Linked DNA regions of Homo sapiens: region 2 is linked to region 1. Evidence: chromatin loops called from intact Hi-C (ENCODE). Cell type or tissue: PC-3. All regions are shown on one strand. Links, peaks and the distances in the headings refer to the core of each region. The heading gives the core; the rest is flanking DNA.

Region 1 (11,415 bases), core at 1,300-9,299:
ATATTTGCCCACCAGGAAAAAACACAAAGCTTTAAATTTGAAGTATAGGTAAATATTGCCAAGTTTTGTAGTCAAATATGTTTAAATCTTTAACTAAAAAAATTGAGAAATCTTTTTTCAGTTTTCATCTTACCTCTGTTTGTTGTTGTTGTTGTTTTTCTTTTTCAATTGAGACATGGTCTCGCTGTTACACAGGCGGGTCTTCACCTCTCATAACTTGTCCACAGGCTATTGTTTGTCCTTTGGTCCCATTCAGCAACTAAAGGGAATCATTTACAAAACACTGTCTGGTCTTCCAGGCCCATTCATTTACAACCTCCCCCATTTCCCTCTCCCCAGTGAGGAGGTTATTTAAGTATCAGCCATCTGGCTCTTTGAGTTTTCTTTCTTTTTTTCTTTTTCTTTTTTTGGTATGACTCCTATGCTTATGCACGTTAATAAATTTGTTTTGCTATTCTCTTGTAAACTTGCCTTTTGTTACAGGGATGTAGGCAATGAGCATTATGATGGGGAGGAAAGGGCTCACCTCCTTCCTATCCCGACACATACATGTTTTTGGTGTAAACAATAACTAGTCCTCAAGTAAGAAGACTCCGGGGTACCATTTGTCACACATAGTTTATCCTAGATTGACCTGGTAATTAGAGTGACTATCTGTATTAGCTAATTGGCTTTATCCGAGGTGGGGGAGGGGGAAAAAACAAACTTTTCATATCTTTGTGACAGGAGATGGTTCTGCACTTAGAGCAAGGTGCCTAAGAAAGTTAGGCTCCCACCCTCTCACAGAAACTGGGAGATAACAGTGCTCTCTCCCTTGCTGTTTACACTCAAAGAGTGGCTCACCGGTCCTTGAGAAAGCCTTATCTAGGTCATAAAGCTGACAACAGGCTTATCTAATTTTCAGAAGTATTTGTATACATTTCAAAGAGAGGAGAAAGTACTTACATTACAATTACAAATTCTGTAAAGTAAATGTGCTGAGAAAATGGAGGGGAGGGACATCCTTCCTTTATATTCAACAGGCAGAATTAAGCCCCTATTTATAATTTGTATTTGTTGGCCAGGCGTGGTGGCTCACACCTGTAATCCCAGCGCTTTGGGAGGCCCAGGCAAGTGGATCACGAGGTCAGGAGTTTGAAACCAGCCTGACCAACATGGTGAAACCCCGTCTCTATTAAAAATACAAAAAAATAAAGATAAGAACCAGCCGGGCGTGGTGGTGGGCACCTGTAACTCAGCTACTTCGGAGACTGAGGCAGGAGAATTTCTGGGACCCCTGAGTCAGAGGCTGCAGTGAGCAGAGATCGTGACACTGCACTGCGGCCTGGGCGACAGTGCGAGACTCCATCTCAAAAAAAAATAAAAATTATATTTGGTATTTGTCCTTACACTGGCTTTGTTTATTTGAGCAGCTCAGAAATTAAAATAATCATTTTATAAGTTTAGAATAAGATTTTTTGATAGGAATTTTGTGGCTGAAGTTTTGAAGTTCTAATTAGGTTGAAATTAGGTTTTATAATTAGGCAACATCTGTCATCAAAAGTTCAGCTGTGAAAGAGTATGAGAAATCTTCACAGTTCTTCAGTTTGTGGTATGTCATTCTGTAGGCCATTAGCTCTATTCAGGGAGGTCATAATTTAAATTAAATTATTTGTTCTTTTTTCCTCTCATTCTCATTAAACAAACTGAGTTTATTATATTGCTGACTTTTTTGTTCACATGGATTGTTAAATAGAAGACTTCTGAGATTGACAGAGATATTGGTTTATCTATATAGTTTCTCCAAATACATATAAGCATTCTCCAAATATACTTCTTACCCTTGTTAAAGTATATCGTGTCACATTAATCAAAATCCATTATTTAAAATTGATGTTAGTTATATTTTATTTCTTACATGCTTTCTAGCTTCATTCATCTGTTCTTTTGTTTAGGGTGCAACCTTGACATTTTTGAGTTCTGATCATCTCAGCCTTCCAGAAAGCATCAAAGAAAACACATTACTTAAACTCCGAATCACAAATATTGATCAAATAGCTTTGGATTCTCTCAAGTAAGTTAAATATGCATTTGGCAATTTGAAAGTAGGTGAAAACACTATTTTTAAATTATCTTAAAATGACATTCTACTATAAGGTATTTATAACTTCATTAAGGTTTATATTTTGAAAAAACAAGCATAGCTACGTATGTCTTTTTTATGTACTATCTTGTACTCAAATACACTTCATGTGTGGGAACAGTTATAATCAATGAAATATTTGAAAATATTCAATTTTATGTTAAAGATACCTTATTAATTTGCCTTTGCTATAACACTTTTATTTTACCAAGTATTACCAAAAGAAATAAATTTAAAAAAGGATATCAATACAATACTATAACAATTTTTTCACATTGTTATTATGATTTTTTTTTAGTATCTAAAAAAGTCTGAGGGTCCCATATGCTTACAGTATTCATTGATTGATAAAGTGCACAGTGAAAAATTAGTTCTAGACATCAAACATTGCTTTTAAAATGAATTTTTTTAATAACAGGAATATATATTTTGATTAAAAAATATATATTCCTGTGATATTATATATAATATATAATATATACATATTATATATGTATTATAGATTATATTACATTATATATAGATCTATTATGTATAGATCTATACATACATAATATGTATAGATACATATATAATATGTATATATAATATATATTTTATATATATATACACATTAGAGGCTATATCCTACAAAATGGCTGTAAGGAAGTCTGTGTTTCTTCATCATTTACTATATTGCTAAAAATGAATGCATTTGAGGGGGCTTTTAAAAATAATAGTTTTTCATTTTATGCTTTGCAAGGTAAAATTGCTTTTAAATTTAATAGTTTTAATTAAATGTTTAAAACATTAAAATTGTTACAAAATGAATGTTGGCCAGGCGCAGCGGCTCACTCCTGTAATCCCAGCACTTTGGGAGGCTGAGGTGGGCGGATCACAAGGTCAAGAGTTCGAGACCAGCCTGGCCAACATGGTGAAATCCCGTCTCTACTAAAAAATACAAAAATTAGCTGGGCGTGGTGGCAGGTGCCTGTAGTCCCAGCTACTCACAAGGCTAAGGTGAGAGAATCGCTTGAACCTGGGAGGCGGAGGTTGCAGTGAGCCGAGATCTCGCCACTGCACTCCAGCCTGGGTGACAGAGCGAGACTCTGTCTCAAAAACAAACAAACAAACAAAAAACAAACAAAACAAGTAGTTTTACAAGTAGTCCTTGTAAGATTTTAAGGATTTTAGCTCTCAGTTTAATCTTCTTAGGCATCAAAGCAGCAGGCAGAGTTGGGACTTGATTAAATTCTAAGCACTCTTCCAAGTTTGAGAGCTTCTTTGAGTCTGGAGCAGGGAAGAGCTTAGAGGTTTTATACTCAAGATTGTAAAATAGAATATATATATATTTCATCCCTGTGAACATGTCAATTGCAGAACTGCTTCTATGGAACAGGAGGATGATATAATCATTCAAGAAACCAATGATAGGCTGGTCTTCAAAGCAATTCAAGGTATGTGTTATTACTGTACTCTCAAGTACTTTGAATTTTCAGTCCTTTTTTATAATCAGTAAAACAGCATTTTCCCAGATATTTCTCAGTGGCACTTGATTTATATTTACCCTTTGCTTATTTAAAAAAGAATATATATATATATATATATATATATATATATATATATATATATACTTTTAAAAATAAGCTATATATATATATACTTTTTAAAATAAGCTATATATATATATATATATATATATATATATATATATATATATGCTTTTATTGTTTAGGATTTCTAAACGTTTTAAGATTTTCCTTACTTTAATGGTCCTAACTAGTATTATATGAATTATAAAATTAAGTGTTTTAGAAATTACTAGATAATATGGGTTTTACTCATAAACTGAATAAAATGTGAAAGTAATTTTTGTAATATAATACTTGTCTTATGTACTAGATAACATCCTGAAGAGGTTTGTGGTGTCCTAGTGTAAAAGAAAAAAAAGCTAGACTGGGAGCCAGATTGATGTTTGGACTCTGTTGTGCAAGACACACATGACTTTAGAGAAATCTCTTGCATCTCTTTCTTCATCTCTAAAATAGGGATGATAGTACTTCTCATATGAAATTTCCAGGGTTGTTGTAGGTAATAAATTAGATATATGTCAGTTTTGGATACTTAAACATTTTCCAAATTTGGGAAAATGCAGTATGGTAGACTCGATTAGACAGTTACTCTGTTGGATCTCATAGTATAAAATGGAGAAAGATATTGAATAAGCAATCACAGAAATTAACATGTAATTTATGTTTTTTTTTTGTTTTTTTTTTTGAGAGAGAGCCTTGCTCCATTGCCTGGGCTGGAGTGCAATAGTACAATCACAGCTCACTGCAGCCTCAGATTCCTGGTTTCAAGTGAGCCTCCTTGCCTCAAGCCTCCTGAGTAGCCAGGACTACAAGTGCATGCCACCACACCCGGCTAAATCTTTTTTTTTATGTTTTTGTAGAGACAGGGTCTTGCTATGTTCTCCAGGCTGGTCTGGAACTTCTGGGCTCAAGTGATCCTCCCACCTTGGCCTCACAAAGTGCTGGGATTATAGTCATGAACCATCACACTTGGCCTAATTTGTGAATTTTCATGAATCCTGATTTATCTTTTAAAGATAAGGGGCTCACAGTAAGAAGGCAAGAAACAGATTTGAAAAGTTTCGTTTGGACTCTCATATGTTCTTGATGCCAAAGTGTGTAAACAGTTTATTATATCATTGTCAATACAGTATTTGTCACAATTGAACTTGGTGACATTTGTTTTTTTCTCTCATGTATTATATCTAATAACTGCTTTAGTAAAGTTACCAATCTATTCTTAAGTAAATATGGTACAAAGTGCATTAAGTGAAATAACAGCTACAAAGAGAATGCTAGGGATCTAAGCAAATAACCTCTTATGAAATATATAAGTATAGGATAGAATTCAAAAGCTTTGATGCTATTTTGTATAGAAGTTACAATTTGAAGATTTCAAACTATTTTTAAAATGTTGAACTGATAATTTTTGGGTGACTTGCCTGTCATCAATTTTGTAATTCAGTTGATAAAAACTAAGAAAAGGAAAACAGATTAAAGATATGGGGTGGTTAAAGAGGTTGTCTACACAACAAAATCTAAGATTTTATTTGTAATATTTAGGTTATTCTCTTGGTGATAAAGTGAAACTGTATTTTTCTGTTTTAAAAACATACCACTTCCACCACACAGTGGTGCTATAGTTCTGGCATATTTACATGTGATTTTATGTTTAATCCTCTTGATTAAAAACATCCTATTTTCCAAAGTCTTTTGTCTTACATTTGATTTGTTTGAATATTCACATTCCTTATTTCAGTTACATCAACTTTAATTTTCTTATGAAAGATAACTGCGGCTTTATACATTTATGCATAGGAACAATTTGTTTTCATCTCTCTTCTTGTTGAACAGATGTGCTAAAAGAAAAACTACATAAAAGAGGTGTTCGTATTTTGACTGGATTGGGAAAATATTTTCAACAGTTGGACAAGGAAGGAAATGGACTTTTAGATAAGGCAGATTTTAAGCAAGCTCTAAAAGTGTTTCACTTAGAAGTGTCTGAAAAGGTATGTGCTACAGAAAATTCTCTGCAGCAGATAATATGTTATTCTTAGGTGGCATTATTCACTGTTCTACTGAAATTTTAGTTTTCATTTATTTTCTCCTTCTCTATGCCCTTTATCAGTGTTAAGCTATCAGGTTACAAGCCCTGTTGGTTTTTAAAGTTTAAACATTGCTCCATCCTATATTTATAAAGAGCTTAATAACCAGGCATTGTGCTAAGCTCTGAGATAATACTCTGTACTGTCAAGATCACCATAATTGAAGGACAATGAACATAAAACAAAATATGTATTCAGTGGAGAATGTTGTTGGAACACCATGGGGTAGGTACCTGATTCCAAGACAGGTTGTGGGGAAGGAGAACAAAGATCATGGAAGGATGCCTGGAGGAGGATACATCTAAGCTGAGTTTTGAAGGTTGAGGAGGAATTAACCAGACGAGGGAGAAAAAGGAGTGTGAATCAGACAATGTGTATTTTATGAGAAGGAGACACATGTGAAAGCTTGGAGGGGAAGGGAGTGTGGCCTGTTTCTGACACTGCAAATGATTAATAATCTTCACATATACTGTTCCCTCCACTGTGAATAATCTTCTACTAGATCTTCACATACTGGGTTTTCTTAGTATTCAGGCCACAGCTTTCTCTGTCAAGAGCATTACCCTGACACTTCTGTCTAAAGGAGCACTCCCATCTGATCCTTGGTCCTTTCTATACCAATTTCTCATTTTATTTTTTTTCATGCCACTTTGTAAATATTTTCTGACTCTGCCTGCCAGTAGATCATTAAGTCTCATCAGGGTGGGGACCAGAGTGTTTTTGTGTTCCTGCTCTTTATTAACATCTGAAATAGAACCCAGCATATGGAAAGTTAAGTAGATAATGCATTAGTTTGAATGGATAAATTTATGGAAGGAAGGAAAAGAGAAGAATGGAGAGAAATGTCTGGTACATTAAAGTCTTGCATGTCATGCTAAGAGGGTTGGATTTTATTCTAAAAGCATATGAACCACATTTGTCTCAAGGATTTCAGATAAAGGATCTCTTGCATTGTTCTCTTTTGCTTCAAATGATCTTGTCACAAGATGTGTATTTTGTAGAAAGAACACTGTAAATTGAACTTAGGACATTTAGGTTCAAGTTCCAGCTTTGCTATTTGAACTGTATGATCTTGGACCAGTCTTTTAACTTTTTTGATTGGGGGGCTCTGCCTGAGCAATCCAGAGGTAATTGCTATAGTTAGAGTTGCTTGGAAGCTCAAATAAGAAAATTACATGGGAATCTGCCATATCAGCTGTACAATTCTGTGCCAATATCATGTTGCCTAACATTGTTCTGACATACCCATCTTTTTGGTTTTTATGATGTTTAATCTTTTGCCTACCTAGTGATACATACTAGGGATCATCTAACTTCCTCTCTTCGTTTTGTAGATTAAAACAACAACAACAATAACAAAACAGCAATAGGAAATTAGAAAGCCTTGATGTCTTTGCTTACAATCACATGAGTGTGAATAGAAAAATAACACAAACTATGTTTCCTCTGCTTTCACACAGTAATAATCAACACAGAATACTTCTGCAACCAAATGCTTGTGGGGGTTCCACCCATACCAAGCTGTAGAAACCCAGTGGATAGCCTCTAATTCAATTCAATTCTGACATTATCTACCTGGAGGTAGCCTCAGATCCCACAGGGTGAGATCTCAGTTCTACAAGACAACCCCTTCCCCCAACACACTCTGCATAGAGCACCGGTCACAAGTTTGGGTCCCTGGAACTTGTGATCAACTAATTTCGAGTTGGGGGTTCCCACCACCCCCTCCTTGGGTTCAATTAATTTGCTGGAGCAGCTCACAAAACTCAGGAAAACTTATATTTACTGGTTTACTCTAATGGATATTACAAAGGATACAGATGAAGAGATGAATACGCAAAGTATCGGGAAAAGAGTGCAGAGCTTTCATGCCCTCCCTGGGTGCCACCCTCCAGGAACCTCCACAAGCTTAGCTACCCAGAAGCTCCCTGAACCCTGTCCTCTTGGCTTTTCTATGGAGACTACATTGGATAGACATGACTGATACATGCATAACTGTGTAGAAATGTGATTGGACAAAAGTGTATGACCTAATACTGATAGACTGAAGGAGGAAACCCAGGAAGGAATGCCTGTTCTGACTCTTCTTGGCCTCTGAGCAGCATTCCTTCCTCCATGGTGGGGGCAGGACCCCTTCTGAAATGGGGGTCTTATGGCCTACAATTAGACAAGGGAGGTCAGAGAATATTTTATGGCCAGCTCCAACACAGAAAGGCAGGAGACGATTCCTGCCTTGAAGAGGGAAAGGAGCTTAAGGTGAAAGAAGGGCAGGAGAAGGTCAGAGAGAGAGAGAGAGAGATTCCATTTTCTAAGGCCTGAAGTGCCCAACTGTCATAATAAAAGATTGTAACAAGAACAAGGAAGGGCAATGGGAATTATGAACTGGTCCTATGGATGAAAACATATATATATAATATATATATATGTATATATATGTGTGTGTTTGTGTGTGTGTGCTTGCGTGTGTATGTGTTTATAAAATCACACACAAGTAATAGCTGATATAGGACTAGAACGCAGAAAACATATTCCCGTCTAGTAATTTTTCTGTATCATAACAATACTTCCCTTTTTGATTAATTTGCTAAATTGTTATGATTAGATCTAGGAACAAAAACTACAGTAATTATATAAGACTTCTAACATAGAGGGAACATATTATGAAAATATGAGCATGCTTCCTCCTTTTCTCATATATTTTAATATTTTATATTTTTTCTGTAATATCACTGTAAACTGCTCATGCAATGATAAGCATATACAAACAGCTCGAGAAGAAGAACTTAAGAATCACTAACCTAGGTCTAATTTTGAAACAAGAATGTTTGTGGGAAGGCATAGTCAGCCATTCTCCCTGATTTGAGATTAAAAAAATTGATATGTACCCTAAAAAGCCTAATTTATATAGAGTTACTATTAGTGATTTCCTTCAGCTTTTTTAAATGTAATTATTTTCCATTGTGTACTGTATCTTTGAAAGAAAGAGTATATATATTTATATCTCTTAAGTATATATAAATATAAATATGTATTTCTTGTTGTTGACAATTATGTTAAATTACTCAATTCTTGAAAATTATTTCTTTTAAGCTTTAAGAAGTATCTTTCAATTCTAGTAATCCATGAATTGGATGAGCAAATTGGTCTTCTCCTGTACATATTACTCATGATTTTAAAGGTCAAGCTCATCTTCAGTTTAACTACACAGACACTTAAAGTCTGCATAATGTGCAGTACATTATGATAGACAAAGATGTATGGGGTTGTTGAGAATTGAGGGAAGGCAGGCATCTTTAGATTTTGTTTTTCTAGTTAAAGTTTTATTTGAAAAAAATAGGAGGGAGTGGAAGATGATGTTTTTTGAGTACCTATTATTTGCTAAGCACCTTGTTAGGTATTTTATCTACATTCACATTTAAAGCTAACAACTTGATTAAAACATTGAAAAAATATATTTACTTGAGTTTGAGAAAATGATGCTGTAATTTCTTTGTTGTCAAGGAAAACTGTGTTAGAACTTTCTATTAAATAGTGCATTTGATGAAGAAGTAAATGGTAATGGTAAAGTGAATAAACTGGCATAAGGGATTTATTCCAAATTATACCTTTCAGTGTAAATTGTAGAATAATATTAGAGTCATTCAAATCTATATTTTCAAGCATGAAGACTAGCAGAAATATAATTAGTGGTTATAATGCCATTGGAAGCACTCCAGGACCGGATGTGACTTTTGAATTAACACAGATATAATACATTAAAAGTATTTAAATGTTCAAAACTGAGTAAATGGTAACCACACATACACAGACACACACACATATCTATATATCTATAGGTAGATAGATGTATAGATATAGAAATAAATTAAAGTTGAAAAGATAAGTTTGTTACCAGAGCATGGGGAGAGGGGTGGTATACAAGGAAAATGGAAAATTGGTCAGAAGGTACAAGTTTTCATTACACAGTGGATTAAGTTCTGGGTGATCTATTGCACAGCATGGAAACTATAGTTTATAATAATGTATATTTCAAAATACCTAAAAGGGAGGATTTTAAGTGCTCTTGTCACAAATAAATGATAAATATTTAAGATGATAGATATGATTGTATTATTCTACAATGTACACATGTATTGAAATATCATATTGTGCCCTATAACTATATACAATTATTATTTGTCCATCAAAAATAAAACTTAAAAAAGTAAATTTGTGAGCTATTGCCATTCCTAAATGGCTCCTAACTTTACAGAACCATTCACCACAGATTCCTCTAAATCACTTTTTTAGTGGTTTTGATTGGATTTTTATGTAGCTTCTTCAATTTTCTTATTAAATGAGTTATATCTAGGACTACAGAAGATGTAACAAAATACAACTAAGATGATTTTGTTGTGACGATATGTAACTTAAAAATGCAACAGTTATCTCTGATTGTTTCTAGGATTTTGAGTCTGCATGGCTAATTCTGAATGACAATGGCAATGGCAAGGTTGATTATGGAGAATTCAAACGTGGTATTATTGGTGAAATGAATGAATACAGGAAATCATATGTTCGAAAGGTAACTTTGTTAAGTAATCTTTCAAATTGTTATTTTTAATAGATTGTTAGGTTCAGTATTTTAAAACTTTAATGAATTACCATTTAAAAGTTTTAAATCTATTTACTTATATGTTGGGTTTAGTAAAACAGAAAACAGGTCCATATGCATACAAATCAACCCAGAATGAAGCAAAATAACTTGTGTATATATTTTAGAAAAATACTATGAAAGGAAAATAAAATTTGAAATCAAATTTTGGTTAACAAATTACTAGCTCCATAAGTTGTTGCCTCCATAAATGACTAGCTACGTGAATATATGTATTATAAAATATTCCTAAGCCTCAGTTTCCTATCTCACAGAGTTGGTGTAAAGATTGAATAAGATAATGCATATACCATTCTTAGCATTGTGGCTGTTCCAGTGTCAATACTCCAGTCATTTTGTTTTAGGATGATGACTAAAAAATGTTTCTCTGGTCTTTAGAATATGCATGATAAATATTAACTTGTAAATTAAGATAATCATGTTAAATTGGAATTAAAAACAGGAGTACTGACTTTAATAGGAAGCTATGTATTACTTGGATTTTGGTAGCCATTTTTTATAGCATACTTTTGAGAACTATAGTTATCTTTTTTCTTTTGCATATGTACTTAATATTGAAACAAAGCTATTCTATATAATGTAAATAACTATAGAAATCCCAAATAGAGAAATTAGTCTCTACTTTTACTGGGCAAGAGACATAGTAAAAACCTTAAATTAGACAAATTCACCACATAATATTTATAAATGTGTACTTATTCGTACTTTCCATGTCCTTCCTGGTGATAGGTTTGAGAAACTGGTGTAGAAATTGGAGGCTTGTCTCTTTCATAAATCTTAGTAATGGGAATAGAGGGCAAGAGAAGTGTTATACAGTTCTGTATTAGTTTGCTTGGGCTGCCATAACAAAATACCACAGACTAGATGACTGAAATAATAGAAATTTATTGTCTCATAGCTCTGGAGGTTAGAAGTTCACAAACAAGGTGTCAGCAGGTTTGGTTTCTTCTGAGGCCTCTCTCCTTGGCTTGCAGATGGCTGCCT
Region 2 (11,415 bases), core at 1,180-9,179, 540 kb after region 1:
GATGTCTTGAACTCCTCAGAGTCACTCAGGAAGTTTGGAATCAACTTCTTCCAAACTCCTGTTGATATTTTGACCTCCATCCATGAATCATAAATATTCTGAATGGCATTAAATCCTTTCCAGAAAGCTTTTCACTTATTTTGTCCAGATCCATCAGAAGAATCGTTATCTGTGGAAGTTAAACCCTTCTGAAATGTATTTCTTAAATAATGAGACTTGAAAGCTAAAATTCCTACTTGACCATGGGCTGCAAAATGGATTTTGTGTTAGCAGGCTTGGAAACCACATTAATCTCCTAGTATATCTCTATCAGAGCTCTTGGGTGACTAGGCATATTGTCAAAGAGCAGTAATATTTTTTTAAAAAATCTCTTTCTCTGAGCAGCAGCTCTCATCAGTGAGCTTAAAATATTCAGTAAACCATGCTGTAAGCAAATGTGCTGTCATCCAGGCTTTGTTGCTTTATTTATGGAGCAAGGGCAGAGGAGATTTAGCATAATTCTTAAGGGGCCTAGAATTTTCATTATGGCAAATGAGCGTTGGCTTTAACTTAAAGTCATCAGCTACATCATCCCCTAACAAGACAGCCAATCTGTCCTTTGAATCTTCAAAGTCAGGCATTGACTTCTAATTATGAAAGTCCTGGATGGCATCTTCTTCCAAGGGAAGGCTATTTCATCTACATTGATAATCTATTGTTAGCATAGCCACCTTCATCAATTCTCCTAACTAGATATTCTGGAGAACTTGTTGCAGCTTCTTCATCAAAATTTGCTCCTTCACCTTGCAATTTTATGTTGTGAAGACAGCTTCCTTCCTAAAACTTCATGAGCCAATCTGTGCTTGCTTCCAACTTTTCTTCTGCGTTTCCTCAACTCTCTCAGCTTTGAAGAATCAAAGAAAAGACATTGCTCTGGATTAGGCTTTGGCTTAAGGGAATGCTGTGGCTGGTTTGATCTTCTGTTCAGACCATTAAAACTTTCTTCCTATTAGCAAAAAGGCTGTTTTACTTTCTTATCATTTGTGTGGTCACTAGAGCAGCACTTTTAATTTCCTTCAAGAACTTTTTCATTGTATTTACAAGTTGGCTAACAGTTTGGCACAAAAAGTTGAGCTTTTGGCCTATCTCAGCTTTTGACATGCCTTTCCTCCCTAAGGCTAATCATTTTTAGCTTTTGACTTGACTTTCATTAATGGAGCACAGGCAGAGTAGATTTAGCATAATTCTTAAGGGCCCTAGAACCTTTGACTTAAAGCAAGGGACATATAACTCTTTCTTCACTTGAACACTTAGAGACTATCGTAGGGTCATTAATTGACCTGATTTCAATATTGTGTCTCCTCAGAGATCTGAGAGGGAAAGAGAACATGGAAACAACTCGTTGGCAGAGCAGCTGGAACACACAAAACATTTATTAATTAAGTTTGCTGTCTTATGTGGGTATAGTTTGTGGTGCCCCAAAACAATTACAATAGTAGCATCAAAGATCACTGATCATGGAGAATCATTACGGATATAATAATAATGAAAAAATTTGAATATTGTGAGAATTGCCAAAATGTGACACAGACATGAAGTGAGCACATGCTTGTGGAAAAATGGCACCAAAAGATGTGCTCAATGCAGGGTTGCCACAACCCTTCAATTTGAAAAACACACAGTAGCTGTGAAGTGCAATAAAATGAAGTATGCCTGCATAGACCTATATATATGTATAGTGTGTTATGCACATATACCTTTATGTATTACATATATGCTTATAGAATAGATATATTTATATAGTAAATCTCAGATGCTAAATCAATTTTCAAATCATTGTGAACTCTCATAAACATGCGAGGCAAGGAGTGACGACCACTGCCCAGACCCAGGAAAAGAGAGTTGATAACAAACAACTGTTCCAGTTGCACAATGATACCGGGTCATAAATTAACAAGAGTAATCTGCTTATATTTAAATTTTTGATATTTTCCTTGTTACATATTTGTTTGATATTGATTTTTAGTTTATTACATTAAATATTATTTAGCTTGATTACTGAATTTTTGGTACCTCTTTAAAAATTTGTTTCATTTATTTAAAAATATTTTTATTGTATTTATTTATGGAATACAGCATGATTTTTTGTATATGTATACATTTTGGAATGAGTAAATCCACAATGATTTAATTAAGTTATTCATCAAGTTTATTAAGCTATCCGTCACCTTACAAACTTATCATTTTTTGTGGTTAGAACTTTTAAAATCTACCTTCTTAGCCATTTTCGAGTATAGAGTGCATTATTATTGACTATAGTCATCATACTCTGTAATAGATCTCCAGAACTTAATCATGCTTTCTAACTGAAGCTGTGTACACTTTGACCAATATCTCTCCAAGGCACCCCCGCCCACCCCTGTTAATCAGATTCTACTTTTTTCTGCTAAGAGTTCTATGTCTAAGACTTTCTCTTGGGAGTGATTGTACTAGGCCTAATAGGCTATTGAAAAGATACTGGATTTCATTTTCCATGAAATGGGGAGCCATTGGAAGGTTTTGAAGAAAGGAGTGACACAACAGATCTTTTATTTTTAAAAGATTTTATATGCTGTTGTGCTGAGAATAAACTGAGGGTGGAAGTTACATGGAAAAAAGCCAGAATATTCTTTTTTGTTGTTATACTTTAAGTTTTAGGGTACATGTGCACAATGTGCAGGTTTGTTACATATGTATACACGTGCCATGTTGGTGTGCTGCACCCATTAACTCGTCATTTAACATTAGGTATATCTCCTAATGCTATCCCTCTCCCCTATCCCCACCCCACAACAGTCCCCGGTGTGTGATGTTCCCCTTCCTATGTCCATGTGTTCTCATTGTTCAATTCTCACCTATGAGTGAAAACGTGGTGTTTGGTTTTTTGTCCTTGTGATAGTTTGCTGAGAATGATGGTTTCCAGCTTCATCCATGTCCCTACAAAGGACATGAACTCATCATTTTTTATGGCTGCATAATATTCCATGGTATATATGTGCCACATTTTCTTAATCCAGTCTATCATTGATGGACATTTGGCTTGGTTCCAAGTCTTTGCTATTGTGAATAGTGCCATAATAAACATACATGTGCATGTGTCTTTATAGCAGCATGATTTATAATCCTTTTGGTATATACCCAGTAATGGGATGGCTGGGTCAAATGGCATTTCTAGTTCTAGATCCCTGAGGAATCGCCACACTGACTTCCACAATGGTTGAACTAGTTTACAGTCCCACCAACAGTGTAAAAGTGTTCCTATTTCTCCACATCCTCTCCAGCACCTGTTGTTTCCTGACTTTTTAATGATCGCCGTTCTAACTGGTGTGAGATGGTATCTCATTGTGGTTTTGATTTGCATTTCTCTGATGGCCAGTGATGATGAGCATTTTTTCATGTGTCTTTTGGCTGCATAAATGTCTTCTTTTGAGAAGTGTCTGTTCATATCTTTGCCCACTTTTTGAGCCGGAGGCACGCTACCTGACTTCAAACTATACTACAAGGCTACAGTAACCAAAACAGCATGGTACTGGTACCAAAACAGAGATATAGACCATGGAACAGAACAGAGCCCTCAGAAATGATGCCACATATCTACAGCCATCTGATCTTTGACAAACCTGACAAAAACAAGAAATGGGGAAAGGATTCCCTATTTAATAAATGGTGCTGGGAAAACTGACTAGCCATATGTAGAAAGCTGAAACTGGATCCCTTCCTTACACCTTATACAAAAATCAATTCAAGATGGATTAAAGACTTAAATGTTAGACCTAAAACCATAAAAACCCTAGAAGAAAACCTGGGCAATACCATTCAGGACATAGGCATGGGCAAGGACTTCATGTCTAAAACACCAAAAGCAATGGCAACAAAAGCCAAAACTGACAAATGGGATCTAATTAAACGAAAGAGCTTCTGCACAGCAAAAGAAAACTACCATCAAAGTGAACAGGCAACCTACAGAATGGGAGAAAATTTTGCAATCTACTCATCTGACAAAGGGCTAATATCCAGAATCTACAATGAACTCAAACAAATTTACAGGAAAAAAATAAACAATCCCATCAAAAAGTGGGCAGAATAGTCTTTAAGAGGCTCTTGTAGCAATTCAAGTAGGAAATGATGATGGGGCTGGGTACGGTGGCTCACGCCTGTAATCCCAGCACTTTGGGAGGCCAAGGTGAGCAGATCATGAGGTCAGGAGATCAAGACCATCCTGGCTAACAGGATGAAACCCTGTCTCTACTAAAAATACAAAAAATTAGCCGGGCATGGTGGTGCGGGCCTGTAGTCCCAGCTACTTGGGAGGCTGAGGCAGGAGAATCCCTTGAACCCAGGATTCAGATGTTGCAGTGAGCAGAGATTGTGCCATTGCGCTCCAGCATGGCAACAGAGCAAGACTCCATCTCAAAAAAAAAAAAAAGAAAGAAGTGATGATAGATGGTAGCATCTATATTCATATAGCTATTGAAAAGTAATTGCATTCTAAAATATTTTGAAAGAATAGCAAAAATAATTTTACAATGGGTGAGACCTAAGATTTTAGAGAAAGAGGTAGGTCAAGGTGAATCCAAGGCTGTGGTTTGTGCAATTAGAGGATGATGTTATCCTCAGCAGAGATGGGGAAGACTGTGAGAGACAGGTTGACAGAAAGGGAAGATTACTTTTGGACTGAGTGAGATGTTTATTACACATCTGAAGAAAGATACTGAATAGATATCAAAGTCTGGAGCTCAGGAGATAGATTTCAGTGAGACATAGAAATCTAGGATAATTGTATCACTTGGAAGTGATTCAAGTTTAATTTTCATTAGTTTGAATTTAATGAATGCATATGTAATGAAGTTATCAAATTTATTTTGCTCTATATTTTATTGCTATAAAGCATAGTACATAAATTGTATCTGCCATTGCCTATTTATGCAAATTCCTTTGAAAAAATAAAACTTTTAGTTTTAAGAGCCTGACATTGAACCACAGAAGCAAATACTTAGCAATAATCTAAATCATACACTGTGAGCTCCCTCTGCTGTTACTGGAGACTCAGTTACTTATAAAATTGGCAAAACTCATGAGACCTAAACTAAATAACTGCTGGATATTTACAGAAAAATATTAACTATACTAATGGAAAAAAAATAACAGTATAAATGAAATACTATTAACAATACAAATGGAGTTTAAACAGTTTGAAACTCTTAACAGTGTCTCCTGTTTAAAGTTTATAATATATTAAGCAGGTTCACAAAACATTGGTCTGAAAAATAATCCTATAAAATTTAGAAATACCTATATAGGTTTTATTTTTAAAATAAACAAGTTACATATTTACCAATAAAAATAATCAAGAAATTATTTAAATCAAAATAGAATGGCTCTACTTTCTTAAAGAAGAATTATGAACACATTGCATTTTCAATAAAAGACAAAACATTTTATGTTTGATTTAATTATTTAATATCCAGCAAGTAAAAGAGAATGGTTAGTCAGTAGCTTACTGTTGGCAATGTGAACATCGACAAACTTAATTACAATCATCAAGAAAAGTATGTGCTAAAAGTTTCCTGTGTAAGTTGGTACAGTATAATGTGTTTTGAGAAGATTTATATTACACATTTAAATATAGTAAAGCTCAGGAATTACAGTTTAAATAATGAGATTTGTGTGAATTCAAACATAAAATACATAATACAGGACACTGTAATAGTGAACAATGGCATATGAGGTCATTTATAGTTACTGTCCCACTTTCTCTAGATCCCATTTCTGTGACATTTCTCATTTTAGAGGCTTAATAAAATAATAATAGTTCTCCAGTGCATCATGTACCTTACCTTCTCTTATACAAGTATTTATCCGATGTTTTTTCAAGGCATAGCTGAATGACTTTGTTGATTAGGTTAGATGCCTCTTGTCTGTACATATAAAACACACAGGCTCTGAAATCAAATAGGACTGGCAGTTTATACTGGCTCTGCCACATTGAAAATTTTACTCTGGGCATTAGAAATAAAAAGTAATGCATAAGATTCTCAATAATAATGAATGAAACAATACTAGTACGGTTTGGAACACATAAAGAGATACTTTGTATACTGTAATTATTAATAGTCTACAATTAATGTATTTCACAGGATATCATAATTTATTGTAATTGTTAATTTTTGTGTTTCTTCATTACTAGACTTCAATTTCTTTAAGGGTAATCAGAATCATGCTTTTCATATTTATATTAGAAATTAGCTAAATATGTGGTACAATGGAAATAAGCAATAAACCTTGTTAATAATAAATACAGGAGGATTAATGATATTTTCAAGTGCTTATTTAAAATTGGAAAATTAATTTTAAAGCAAACATAGTAGTATATCATTAATTTCAAAGTCTATAAATTAGTATGTTTAATGAAGTTAATCATTTAGACATAGTAAAAATAAAAAAAGCTAAAGTAAGTCATTTGCTTTGGACATAATATTATATACTTTGTGTCCCTTCTTTCTTAATTGCCTTCAAGTTATTAAATGTAGCAGCAGACAGGAAAGACAGATAATCATGTAAGATGGTAGTTGTTAACTAAGACAACCATGTCATTTCTTTGTGTTTTCTTCCTTTTTATTTTCCTTCAATCAATAAAAGCTCTAAAATGAAACAGAACATTAGGTTTTTGCTAATTTTTTCTGCTTAATTTTTGCTAGGCATGTTCCTGTTGTATACATGACAATTATTCTCATTTTAAGTCCTCTTTCCAATAAAACATTTAGGGTATCACTTAAAATTGGACACCTAAAAATATGTGCAAGTCACCCTTGAGAGTGAAAACCCAAACATGTCAACAACACTCAAGTTTATTTTGTGACTTTTTGGTATTTTGTAGTTTGCCAGAATATGAAAAATTATTAGTAAACAATTCCATGTGGTGATGTGAATTCTCCTCAATTCACAATAGTAAAGACATGGAATCAACCTAAACACTCATCAATGGTAGACAGGATAAAGAAAATCTGGTACATGTACACCACGAAAAATAGCCATAAAAAGAACGAGACCATATTCTCTGCAGCAATATGGATGGACCTGGAGGCCATCTTCCTAAGCAAACTAACACAGGAAAAGAAAGCCAAATACTGCACGTTCTACCTTATAAATGGTAGCGGAACAACTAGAGCACACGGACACAAAGAAGGGAACAACAGACACCAGGGCCTGCTTGAGGGAGGAGGGTAGGAAGAGGGTGAGGATCAAAAAACTACATACCAGCTGCTATGATTATCACCTGGGTGATGAAATAATCTGTATGCCAAACTCACATGACATGCAATTTATCTATATAGCAAACCTGCACATGTAGCCCTGAACCTAAAAGTTAAAAAAAAAGTGAGAACACATGGACACAGGGAGGAGAACATCACACACTGGGGCCTGTCGGGTGGTGGGGGGCTAGGAGAGGGATAGCATTAGGAGAAATACCTCATGTAGATGACGGGTTGATGGATGCAGCAAATCACCATGACACGTGTATACCTATGTGGCACACCTCCATGTTCTGCATATGTATCCCAGAACTTAAAGTATTTAAAAAAAAGAATCACATAATGTAAAAACTGTAGTTTTCTACAAAATTAATGGAAAACAAGAGACTACTGAATGTTAGTGATTTATTATTGTTTAATAAGGAAAGGAAATAACATTTCAAACTAATAAACTTCTCTGAATTACTCATATCAAAATTTTGCTCTCCACCCAGTTAGCATGGAAGTAGTTTTCTGTCTCTGAGATTTTCAAAAGTAATAACATTAAGTTCACAAATTTTGAATATTTAAGTTCACACATTTTGAAATATAATTGGTTGTTATAGAGCTGTATGTAATTTTTGGAGGTCAGTAAGTAAAGGCATTATTGACAGTATAAAGTACACATCAAATTCCAAAGGCACAAAAACCCATAATGAAGTAGAAAAACTTCTGGTGGGAATAGAATATATGGGGAGAAATATTCCTTGGGGGAAGAGATAGGAGTTGGTGCTTGATTTTATAGGAGAATTAGGCAGATTACAAAGTGCAATTATAAGTTTGGACTTTGACTAGTAGCTAATGGAGAAGAATTTAACTTTTGTGCTTATGGCTGTATTTTCTATAGGCAGCATGGTGTCTAGAACATAGTGGGTATGTAATATACATATTGGAAACCTTTTGTTGAATGCATGTTATTATTTGAATTTTAGAGTGCTAGCTTCTGAGCATGATGAAAAATAATTGGAAGAATGCAAGACTAGCATAAAATAAACAGGTTAGAATAATCTCACAATATAACAGAAAAAAGAGATGGAAGTCCTCATCTAATAATATGGCAGTGAGGCTAGAGAGAGATGAGAAAGACACAAGAGATGTTTTAAAAACAGGTGGACCAGAAGGTGGGTGAGACAAAGTTATGAGGTTTCTGATATGGGAAACTACGTGGATAGTGTTCACTAAGATAAGAATTACAAAAGGAGAGAAGATAGAAAAATAGTTCTGATTGGTGGAAGGGCCTAAGTAGATTCAATTTTGAGCCATTCCATATTTCCAAAGGAAAATGACCAGTTATTAGTGACTTGAAACTGAGCACAGAAGTTTACAGTTTCTAATCACATTGGGAATATAATAAACACATGTATGAAAACATAAACAGGAGAACAATGCTACTATTATAAGTTACTTCTAACTCTATCAATTTCTGTCATTCAGAGCATTGGAAAATACAATTTACAATAAGACACTAATTAGATGTTTTAAAGAATAAGTACAAAGGGAATTGTAACCACAAAAACCAATCTGAGCTGGTATCATTGCGAAGGCTTCATAGGGAAGAGATGGCTTAGGTTTTGAGCTTTATTTCAACTTTTTTTTTTAATTTAAGTAGTTTTCTGTGTCTTCAGACAAGTATCTCTTCTCTTCTCAAAATTAATGGTGGTTTTATTTTGTATATATAGGTCCTGAAGGTGTTTTTTCTTTTTCTTTTTTTTTTTTGAGACGGATTCTCACTCTGTCGCCCAGGCTGGAGTGCAGTGCAGTGATCCCAGCTCACTGAAACCTCTGCCTCCCGGATTCAAGCAATTCTCCTGTCTCAGACTCCGAGTAGCTGGGACTACAGGTGCATGTCACCACACCCGGCTAATTTTTGTATTTTTAGTAGAGACGGGGTTTCACCATATTGGTCAGGCTTGTCTGGAACTCCTGACCTCAGGTGATCCACCCCCAGCCTCAGCCTCCCAAAGTGCTGGGATTTCTGTTGCCCAGGCTGGAGTGCAGTGATGCGATCTCCGTTCACTGCAAGCTCCACCTCCCGGGTTCACGTCATTCTCCTGCCTCAGCCTCTGGAGTAGCTGGGACTACAGGCGCCTGCCACCACGCCCGGCTAATTCTTTGTGTTTTTAGTAGAGACAGGGTTTCACTGTGTTAGCCAGGATAGTCTCGATCTCCTGACCTCGTGATCCACCCGCCTCGGCCTCCCAAAGTGCTGGGATTACAGGCATGAGCCACCGCGCCCGGCCCTCATGGTTTTTAAAACAAGACCAGAATCAGATAGACCTGGATTTGATTCCAGACTCTACTCATTAACAGTACTGCAATGGTGGACAAGTTACTTATCCTCTATGTGCCTCTGTTTCCTTATTCTTAAATTGGTGATAAAATTAAATGGCAATCAGGTTCACAAGGTGAAATAGGAGTCAACTGGAAAAGACAGTCAAAAGTTTCTAAAGCTGTATGTGCAATATGGTAGCCATTAGACACACGTAGTTATTTATATTTAAATTTAAATCAAGTAAAATTTAAAATACATTTCTTCAATTGCATTACTGTATTTCAAAGTCTCATGGCCACATGTGGCTTATGACCACCATATTGGATAGTGAATATGTGGAACATATCTATCATCTCAGAAAGTTCTATGGCACCGTGCTCTTAAAGCATTATAAAAATAATAGAAAGATAAATAATATAAATATAAGAAATATTTACTAAAATAAAGGCTATCTCATCCTCGATGCTAATTTTCTTTCAGGATTCTCAAGTTAGTTTCTGCCCAATTTGAACACAATTCTTAAATAGGACATGAAAAACATTAAGGAAAACATTAACACTAGGAAAAATTTGATAAATTATACTTTATTGAATTAGAAGAGACCAATGGGAGTTTATCAAAAGATACCATTAACCAAGTGAAAAGACAAATTACAAAGTAGGAGAAAAACATTTGCAATACATACATGTGACAAAACTTATATCAAGAATAAAGACTTCTATAAATCAATAAGAGAAAAGCTAAGCTATAAAAGACAAAAGACTTGTATAGGCATTTCAAAAAAGATAACATACATATGAACAATCAACATTTGAAAAGGTGCTCAATATCATCAGTCCTCAAGGAAATAAAAGATAAAACATAATGAGATACCACTTCTCACACACTAGAATAGACACAGTTTTAAAGATAAAGCTGAACATGCCATATATAAGTGTTGACAGCATCTGAAGCAGCTGGGAATCATATACTTCTATTGGGGACATATTTTTTCTGCAAGCTCCTGAAGAACCACCTTGGAAGTATCAAATTTGAATATATGCAAACTCTGTGATCCAGTACTTGCATTCCTAGGTATGTACCCAATAGAGATGAGTGTATTGCCCATCAAAAAACATGAACAAGAAAGTTTACAGCAGCATTATATATTCATTTTTTAAGAAATATATGAAACAAACAGACTCAAGAGAACTCATTTCCCACATGTATTCTTTGCTAAAATTCCTTGGGAATATTCCTTTCTCATTTCCTTTTTCTCATTCACTTTTTTCTCACTTTACCAACAGAAAGACCATTTGAAAATTGATGTCAAAGAAGCTTACGTTAGTGAAGGCAGTCTAAGACTAATTGAGTTTCCTGTTTTTTCCTGTTACACATGTTTCTCTCAAGTTCAAACCATGGCCCAAGAACTAGGTTATTTGATGTAATTGAGGCATTTAGAAATAACACATACAGATGGCCTCCAACTTGCAATGGTTTGTCATATGATTTTTCAACTTTATGGTGGTGCAAAAGTGATACGCATTCAGTAGAAACCGTACTTTGAGTTTTGAATTTTGATCTGTTCCAGAGCTAGCAATATGATGTATGACACTCACCCATGTTGCTAGGCTGTGGCAGTGAGCTGCAGCTCCCAGGCAACCACACTGTCACAAGTGGTGACTCCTGACAACTGATACTCTACAGTACACTGTGTTGCCAGATGATTTTTGCTCAATCGTAGGCTAATGTAAGTGTTCTGAGCATGTTTAAGGTGGGTTAGGCTATGCTACCATGCTCATTAGATTAGGTATATTAAATCCATTTTCAACTTATAATATTTTCAACTTACGA

Evidence for each region. Peaks named below come from ENCODE experiments on the same cell type or tissue, not always from the same donor. Only the 100,000 strongest peaks of a DNase experiment are listed, where the experiment ranks them.
Region 2: a loop joins it to region 1, with 12 times the contacts of the local background. A loop is called at or near these places in 4 of 110 quality-filtered maps.

The regions. Positions count from the first base shown.
Region 1 is chr12:75,283,887-75,295,301 of GRCh38, reverse strand. It overlaps CAPS2 (calcyphosine 2), which reads left to right. Exons shown (of 17, transcript NM_001355024.4): 12 at 1,935-2,053; 13 at 3,482-3,558; 14 at 5,527-5,681; 15 at 10,222-10,341. CAPS2-AS1 (CAPS2 antisense RNA 1) reads right to left here. Exons shown (of 4, transcript XR_001749213.2): 3 at 134-259. Among named protein-coding and RNA genes, the nearest start is that of CAPS2-AS1, 31 kb to the right of the region's middle. In PC-3, for the core only: CTCF peaks have their summits at 5,124 and 5,323; no DNase peak of the experiment used is centred there.
Region 2 is chr12:74,741,129-74,752,543 of GRCh38, reverse strand. No RefSeq gene overlaps it. Among named protein-coding and RNA genes, the nearest start is that of ATXN7L3B, 210 kb to the right of the region's middle. In PC-3, for the core only: a CTCF peak has its summit at 5,036 (motif pointing left); no DNase peak of the experiment used is centred there.